Regions from separate parts of the Mus musculus genome. Here region 1 is linked to region 2. The links are chromatin contacts, found by POLR2A ChIA-PET in ENCODE. All regions are on one chromosome and are shown on one strand. The core of a region is the stretch at or near the end of the contact, and the rest is flanking DNA. Distances in the headings are between cores, read along the strand shown. Region 1 holds the start of 2700081O15Rik (RIKEN cDNA 2700081O15 gene). Region 2 holds the start of Otub1 (OTU domain, ubiquitin aldehyde binding 1).

Evidence for each region. ChIA-PET counts read pairs that join two places held with the same protein, here RNA polymerase II (POLR2A).
Region 1: POLR2A ChIA-PET joins it to region 2 with 22 read pairs in Patski. The contact joins the promoter of 2700081O15Rik here to the promoter of Otub1 in region 2. POLR2A ChIA-PET finds 5 or more read pairs at or near these places in 4 of 5 experiments (Patski and embryonic stem cell).

What each region holds. Positions count from the first base shown.
Region 1 is chr19:7,415,701-7,420,328 of GRCm38, forward strand. 2700081O15Rik (RIKEN cDNA 2700081O15 gene) reads left to right here and starts at 1,925. Exons shown (of 5, transcript NM_175381.6): 1 at 1,925-2,217; 2 at 4,367-4,628. The coding sequence starts at 2,079.
Region 2 is chr19:7,203,434-7,207,692 of GRCm38, forward strand. It overlaps Otub1 (OTU domain, ubiquitin aldehyde binding 1), which reads right to left and starts at 2,851. Exons shown (of 7, transcript NM_134150.2): 1 at 2,769-2,851; 2 at 957-1,018; 3 at 625-723. The coding sequence starts at 2,826.

The DNA.
Region 1 (4,628 bases), core at 675-3,174, 210 kb after region 2:
CGAGGCCTTAGGAAGACAGACTTCTTTCACTTAGGTCACTAGTTGCTTTGGACTATTTTATTCCCTTAGAATAGGTTCTTGGATAGAATCTAGTGCTAACACTAATCATCCTGCCTCAGTTTCCAGAGTGCTGGAGTCAGAGCTTCCTGCCACCACATCCAGCCCTTCCTTCCTTCCTTTTTTTTCCCCCTTGCCTATAAAGACCTACCTGCCTGCCAGTGCAGGGGTGAGAGGCGCGCTCCATGACCCCTAGCATCTTTTTAGGTTTTACATGGTAAGATGTAAAGGCCATTTCCTTGTCCTTTTCTTTGTGTTCCTGGGCCTAGCAACCTTCCACTTCGTGGTGCATCCGGCATTCATCCGTCCCATGAGCATGTGGCTCTGCTCAGTCCAAGAGGTGAACTGAAGGGCAGCCAACCGTGGGAGAGCAGTGCTATGGAAAGGGACTTATATTTCCCCAAGGTGAAATCTCTCCCAAGTCATTCCGGAGACTACGTGTGAGTGTGTGTATGTGTGTGTGTGTGATTTCCACCAGTGACTCTTGTCCTCTTGGCATATACACTTCGGAGAATGGTTTCCTGTGGGTCGGGTAATTTAATAGTTTCCTTACTCCCAAGGGGCTGAAACTGTTTCCTTTTTATAAACTGAGGATGTCTAAGTTACCCGCATTAGTAGCAATCTTGTTCACTGCTGCATGTCCAGAGTGTCAGCTCTTGTAGCACATAGTAGGTGTTAAGTGTGAGAATGACTCCATGAATGGTGCCTTCTTTGACTGTGGTGTGCCTCCCCGACAGGGAGGGAATAAAACCCACTTCTAGACCCTCATGGTCTCTGGCATCCTGTAATTTGGATCTCCAGGCCTCTGCTTTGTTGTGGACGACTAACCAAAGGCTAAGGGAGGACCTGTTTCTCCAGCTGGCCCTGGCAGGACCCCAGGTTGCCTCGACCCTACAACCTTTCGAGGTTCCTTCTCCAGGCTTACCGGGAGCCTGAGACCTGAAGGTGTCCCTCGGCCGAAGCCAGAATTCGCCCCAGGGTTTTCCAGCCTAGGGATGCGAATCTCCAGCTGCCCATCACCAGGATCCCAGTCCCTTCTTTGCACCTTCGTCCTGTGCAGGAGCCCGGGGCTGAGCGGAGTGCCTCACCCGGTACCTATAGGCCTGCGGGGGCAGGAGCCTGAATCACCGCCGCAGTCTCCCTCTCTTTCCGGCTTCCAGCCCAGGGCCACCTCTGTTTCGGAACGCCGGCTGGCCAGGCGCAGCGTGCTAGCTCTCTTACACTCCTCTGCGCGCCCCTCTTCCCGGCTTGCGCTTTCGCGGCCGCCGCCCTCACTCTGGCCGGCTCCAGGGAAACCTCGCCCCGCCGCCCCTCCCCGGTAGAAGCCAGAGCTGCCAGCGCTAGCCCCAGGCTCCCGCGGGAGGGGGCGCGGCAGCCCCCACGGCTCCACCCTCTCCGCGGGGCCGCGGCCATCTGGGGCCCCTGCCAGGCGCGTCTGCTTGGGGCCCGCGCCCAGCTCCTGCGGGAGGACGAGGCACCCCGGAGAGGGGAACGGTGCCGCCGCACCGGGCGGTCCCCTGCTAGCGGGCTGCGGAGAGCCGCGCTCGGAGATGCCCCGAGGGGGCGGTGGCTGAAGCGCGTCGCAGCGGACTGGACACGGGCGCCCCTGGTCACCTCGGCGACTCTTTACCAGCCGGAGCTGCAGCTGCGGACGCGGCAGGGCGGACCCACGAGGGCGCTGAGGACCGTGCTCCCCGCGTCCGTAACAAGCGCCCGTTGCGGACTTGCCACCTCCCGCTTTCCCCGCACCAGCCCCCCGCGAGCTGGCAGGAGGAAATTGCGCGCGGCCCCTTTAAATTTACCCAGGAGCCCTTAAAGGAGCCCCAGGGGCCCCAGACAGGAATCCCCACCCCGGTCCAGCCCGCGCTGCCGAGCGAGCAGTCAGCCGTCCGTGCGGCCGGCCGCCCGTGAATGCGCCCCGCGCCCGGGGGCCCCGCGCACCGAGCGCCCCGCGTGCGCCGCCGCTGGCTCCGCGGCCCCGCGCCCCGCCGCCCCGGGGCCCCCGCTCCGCAGCGCAGCGCATGGAGCCCGGCGGGGACCACCGGAGCCGGAGCGGCGGCGGCAGGGGCGGCCCCGGGCCCGCAGTGACCTCGGCACGGGGCCGACGGCTGCCGCCCACCGCAGCGAGCGGCGGCACGGAGCCCGAGGAGGACGACGGCGGTAAGATCTGGGGCCGACGACCGGGGGTGGGGGGCCCCGGCGTGGGGGAGGGGAGGGCTGCGGCTCCGGGCCCCTCTCGGCCGCCGAACAAAGCGGGGGACGAGCGCAGGGCGGCTCGGGGCGCCACCTGGTGGGCGCAGAGAGCAGCTACAAGGCCCGCGGGGCGCTCCCTGCCCGTGGCGGGGTCTGCCCGCCGGGCTGGGGCGGATCCCTGCTCCTTAAAGGGCCCCGCGTTGCTCGTTTTTTGGGGGGGGGGGCAGCGACGTGGGAGTCGAGGTGCTGGAACTTGCGGCTCCCGCCCTTTCTCTTTCACACTCCCAGGTGGTCTGTCTTTTAAAGGCTTCCCAGTCCCTCTGTCCCTTTCTGAGGCTTTCCCCAGAGTAGCATAGCTCGGGATTCCGCTGTTCTCGGTTATGCCATCCCTTTCTGCGTGGCCTTGCTGGAGACGTGAACTCTTCCCTTCACGGTTACGCTACGAGAAACAAAGCGCAGCCTGCGTCCTGGGGGCCCCCGTCTGTCATACCCCACGTCGGGAAGGTCTTAGTGAGGGATGGGTTCGCACACGAAGGTGGATGCCCCACCCGTGCGTTGTCGCGTTTCAGAATCGATTTTGGCCCCAGTTTGTCAGCTGTACCAAGACCTGCCGGCCCTAGTTGGCCCTTAAAACCAACTGCTTTTTTTTGTCTCCCTTCTGTAAGGTTCATTGCCTTTAGATCAGCGGAGGTTCCATCCGTACTAGGGAGAGTGCTCTCTACTCTTTGAGCTCCTCTCCCTATAAGCCCCCGCCCCCCACCCCCCCTTTTTATTTTTTTGAAAAAAATCTCAGCTCCTCCTTTTTCTTTCTTTCTTTCTTTTATTTTTTTCTTCTTTCTGCTCTTAAAGGGCCAGTCTGCCTTAGATTTAACAGTGGTCCTGCACTGGAAAGATGCTTAGTAGGATGCTAGCTATTCAGTCAGTGCATTTGCAGACAAAGGCGTATAGGCCCAGAGAGCGGATGTGACTGACCTACCAAAGGTCACTGGGCAAGGCACCAGTGAAGCCAGATCTTGAATCTAATGTTTTTTCTATACCTCTACCTTAAAAAAAAGTAATGGAAGACAAACAAACAAAACCTTCAAACCAAAACAGACAAAAAAACCACCCCCAAACCAACCAACCAACCAAACAAAAAACACCCAAAAAACCAAAAAACCAAACAACTCCACACGAGGACAAGAGCCCTCTCTGATCCTGTCATTTGTTTGTCTGACTCTGGGATTCTGTACTGAGAGAATGCCAGAGTCTGCTTGTTTCGTCTTTGTGGCCAGGAGACAGTTTTCTAAATAAAAAATGGTCAGCCAGCACTGCAAGGAGGGCTCTGGGTGTCTTTGACAAAGTGAAAGAACACTAATGGTTGGAGAGGCCCCAGAAGTGCACACTGTTGGGAGGGCTGGCAGCAACCACATCCCTGCTAGCACAAATGAGATAAACTAGAACGACTTAATGGGTGTGATGGGTGGTGGCTGCTCCCCAGTCTGAAGAGCAGTCGGTAGTCACTCTGCTGGCCCTCCGACCTCCTCTTTTCGGGTCATTGTGCCTCCCAGACTCTGGGGAAGTCCAGGTCCGAGAAACTCCTTTCCCTGGAGGTGTTGACAGCTGTATCTTAGGTGTCCCTCCAGTGGAAGACCTGACAGTTCCTACCTCATCCTTAAACTGCTATTTACAGGATGGCATATTGGGAAAGGGAGATAACCTTTGGTGGGTGCCCTCCTGGAGGGGCCTCAGGTGGGTGGGTGTTGTGCACAGATCTGGGTGCAGACAAATACCCCCTATTGTTCCCCTCTCCCTACTGCTTGCTGTATTCTGGCTGTAACTGCCCAGCCTGCTGAGCTTCTGGCTTTATCCCTCCTTAAACTCCGTGGCCTTCACCTTGGTTTTAAAGTCTTCAGCAAGCTAGCCCAGTGCCCACATCTCTTTGTTCTCCAGCTGGGTCCCTGCTCTCTGTGTGGGTGTTCCAACCCCCTCATCACCCACTTCCCTTTCATTGCTCTTGCCACCCCTCTCTTGCCCTAACCTCCCCTGCCCCCTTTTCATGCTTCCAAATCAAAGCCCTAGGTCCTTTCTCTGGAAATAGGAAATTGAGAGCCTGTCTCCCTTTTCCCTTCTTCAGGACAAGCTCTTCAGCTGGAAGGGGGTGCCTTAGGGTCCTGGGGGAGTACCCCCCTACCCTCCTCCAGGGCCAGGGGACCAGCATCTTCAGGCAGGAAATACTCAGATCATTGTGAGGCTCGGGCCTCGAGGCCTGGAAAGAGTCGCATCCCCGGCAGGGACCACCGGCGCTATTACCACGACCACTGGCGGCTGGAGTACCTGATGGACTTCATCCCCTCCCGGCATGGCATGGTGTGTATGGTGTGTGGCAGCTCCCTGGC
Region 2 (4,259 bases), core at 1,601-4,100:
TTGCGAGCAGAGGACATGAACACCTATGATCTTTGGAGGAAGACTGAAGTACACCATTTCTTAACTCTTCAGGCTGCCTACTAAATACTGTTTCATCCCAGGGTCACAGTTCAAGCTCCGCTGCTCCCAGCTTTTGGGCTTACTGGGAAAGAAGCTTGCCTCAGTTTGAGTGATGCAGCAGAGACACACAGAAGAAGCCTGTTCTCCGCAAAGATCAAAGTAGACAGACTACAGGACAGGTCTCTGTGACCAATCTACCCATCCCAACACCAGCAAGTTTGGCCCCTGGCAGGCTACTGAGTTGTCAGTGCCCGCCCAGCCTGCACCTGGTCCCACCTGAGCATCACCTACCTCAACCTTACAGCCACCCTACAGGCAGATGCTTTCACTGTCCCTATTTTACAGATGAGGACACCCAGGGCTCAGAGACACTGAAGGACCTGTCAAGAAGACAGCTGCTGAGTGGTAATCTGATATGAATGAGGTCTCAGTCCAGAGGCCACACTTCAAGAACTAGCAATAGGAGGTGTGTCCCCGCCCAACACCCGACCCTCTCAGACATTAGGCCTGACAAGAAGCAGGGCTGAAACAGGCTCCCTCCTGCCCCTCTGGCCAGGATCCCACCTTGATCTTCTGTTGGTAGATGTTGTCATCCTCAGCATACTCCTTGTACAGGACTGAGAGTTCCAGCCGCTCTGACACCAGAGGATTCTGCACAGCAATCTGCAGGGAGGCAGGAGACTGAGGAAGCCACGCCTAACACCTACAAACGGGGTGGTGGCCATCCAGCAGCACAGCAACCCCACAAAAGCATAGAGTGCCTAAAGTAGACTCAGAGACTTGAGAGACTCGAGAGGGGAGGGCTTCAAAACAGACACTAGGTCTCAGGCCCTGACTATGCATCCCCACCACAAAGCCCTCAGCTACTCCCTCCCCAACTTTCTTCGGCACCTCACCTCTTGCTGAATTCGGTCCTGCTGAGCCATAATGGCTTCATCATAGGCCAAACAGTTAACACCTAGAAAAAGGAGAAAAAAGAAGTGCCAACCAAGGGTTCCTATGGGGTCTGGCTATCTCTATGGCAGGCAGCTTTGGCAGAACAGGTCTGGAATCTGGAACCCTATGCCTTACACCCCACTGTGTATTCTTAGCAAAGTTCTTCCTTCTTTGAGTTCTCATTTCCTCATCTTTTGGAGAAAGTAGCTAAGTGTGGTGTCATTTGGGAGGCTGAGGCAGGAAGACCACAAGTCTATATAGCTAATCTCTAAAAAAATAAAAGTAAACAAGGGAGCAATTACAGACCAGAGCAGGATTAAGAAGCCTAGGAGTTAGAGATCAGCTCTGGAAATATAGCAAGCCTTTATCTTGGAAGAAAAAAAAAATAGGGCTGGGCTTGAGACCCAGTGGTAAAGATATATTTGTCCTGCAGGTGTGAAGCCCTAGCAACCTCAAGAAATAAGTAAATATAAATATAAATAAATAAGTAAAATGACAAGTAAAGATCACCCCCAAAGCTCTCTTGCAGCCCCGATATTCCTTCCTCCCTGCCTTCTAAAAGCACTGTGTAGCATCTAGGGAATGCTCTGGGGAAGGGAGCTCTGGGAGAAAGCAGGATGAAGGGGTGGAGCCCTAGGAAGAATGAGTGCATCCTGTAAGCATGCACTTTACTGAGACACGCCCTTTGTCCTTCTGTGGTCCCCTGTATTGTTCATTTTCCAAATTAAAAAACAAAAAACAAAAACCAGAGGTAACTCCATCTTGTCCAAGGTCAAGTCCACATTTGTAAAATTCCAGTCTGAGCTCTTGGACATGTCACTTGCCAAAGTCCTCTCCCCTCACCTCTAGAATGGATTAATGCCATCACCTTGCTCCCATCATCAAAATATGCTGGGATCCTGCCAGCAGCAACTACTACCTAAGCACTCTCTAGAGTCATCCACGGATTCGGGACGTTCGTTCTGAGGACTCTAAGCAGCTATTGTAGGAGTTTCTAGTCTTGGATCCTTCTTAGATGTGATGGAGAACAATTTCTTTCTGCGTATCTGGGTTTCCTAGTCCTCAACCTCTAGAATATAGTGTGGAGTTAGAGTAGGGTGTGCGAGTATGACTGGCTTTTTAAAGCCAATCCTTTGGGGCCTGGTTATCCTAGGTTCTCAGCTGAGCTTCCCACCATGTCCTACAACAGGACTGTCCCTCCCACTCAACAGACTTACTCAACCCCTAGAGCTCAAGTTCTCGGGAGACAGGGAGAAGGTGTGACTGGTTTCTGTCTTTTTTTAAAGACCAAGAATCTAGGAAAACAATGCCTGGATCCGCTCAAAGGTGCTGTAAGGCCAGCACAAGCTCTAAGGCAAAGAGCCGCCAATGGCATCCCGAACGGCCCAGCAGGGACTTCGTCCTTGGAAGCCCGGCGTTCCTCAACGCCTTTCAGCAGCTCGGCCCCGGCCTAGGCCTCGGCTTGACTGCTAGGTCTCCGGCGGGCTGACTGTGGGAGCCGGCCGAGGCCACGGGACCGGCGGAGGCGGGGCGGCCCAGGCCCCGCCCCAGGCGTGCGCGAGAGGCCGAGCCCCGGCCCCGGCCGCCCCGCCCGGCCGGGGGTCGCCGCGGCCCTGCTTCCATTGTGAGGGGGAGGGGAGGAGACGCGGGGAAGGGCTCGGTCGCACGCTGCGCCTACTCCCCAGGGCCCTGACTCCCCGAGTTCCTCGGGAACGGCGGGCCGTGGATTGCCCCCGCTAGCCCGGGAAGGACATCCTTCCCTCCGTTCGTACCTTCGGAGTCGCTACCCAGTGGCTCCTGCTTCTGCTGCTGAGGTTCCTCCGCCGCCATCTTTAAACAGCGCCGCACTGGCGATCGCTTCCGGGTTATTAATTGCCCTCCTCCCGGAAGGGAGCCCCTCCTTGTGGCCCCTCCTTCGCAACGCCCCTAGCAACAGGCTCCCTTTGGCAGTCGTCAGGGCCTGGGCTGCTCCTGCTGCCCTGGAGAGCTTGGGGGGACGCCACGCGCGCTTCCACATTCCACTTTCCCAAAGGTCCTGCGGGGCTAAGGACCTCCTCGAGTCATTTCTGTTTTCTGTATACTGAAGTTTGAAACGCAGGTTGTGTAACTAAGATAAGGAACAAGATGGAATTAAAGTCACTAGAAGGTTAATCCCAGCTGCGCGTACTTTCAAGGTACAGGACGGTAGCTGCAGTGCGGAGCGCAGAGCCACCTCGAGACAGGAAGTGGTGACAACCTCCTGACGCCCTTCGGAGCCTTCGCGGCCTCTCGCCTCTCACCACTGAGCCTGTTCTCTAAAGCTGTAAAGACCTGTTTCCAGCACGGGGAGCATCTTCCCTTGATACCAAAACCAAAACCCTCGACCTAACTTTAGGCTATATGTCCTCGTATTTGAGAAAGCAGAGCCACTTAAAAGCAAGAATTTGAGTCCATAATCCGAACATGTGAAAGGTGGAGAAAGAATGGAGGATCCGGCGTTCAAGGTAATCGTGGAGTTTCAGGCAAGGCTTGGCTACAAGAGACCCTGTCTCAAACAGACCAGACCAAACCAAACAAAACCTGAGCCAAAAAGTGGCCATCTTTGCTAATTTTTGCCGAAGCTACCCATTTTCTTTGAGTTATGTCTCCATTCTGAGAAATGGACATTCCCATTTGCAGGCCCTGTGTACCCTGAAAAGCAAACACCAGAGCGTTTGCAGGAAAAGGCATTTACTTCTTGGTAGCCTGGCTATAGCCATCACTGAGCCACACAGATTCCTTTTACCCTCCAGAATATCAGTTCTCTGTCCTTACTAGTCCCAACTCCAGCTCCTGTATGGTCGGTCTACCAGTCCAGGTAACTGGAGGCCAGGGTGGAAAGCACTCTTAAAGATTTAGAAAAATCAGGCCGGGCTGTGGTGACCCATGTCTTTAATCCCAGCACTTGGGAGGCAGAGGCAGGAGGATTTCTGAGTTCGAGGCCAGCCTGGTCTACAGAGTGAGCTCCAGGACAGCCAGGGCTACACAGAGAAACCCTGTCTTGAAAAACCAAAAAAATTTTAGAAAAATCAAGTACAGACTAGGCATGGTAATTCCAGCACTAGGGAGGCATGTGGATCTCTGAGTAGAGGTCAGCCTGGTCTACACAGTGAGTTTCAGACTCACAGACTACATAGAGAAACCCTGTATCAAAATAAATAAATAAATAAAAACAAAAGGGGGGATTGCTATACAAAGAAACCCTGTTCAAAAAACAACAAAAACAGAAAAAATAAAAGGGGGGA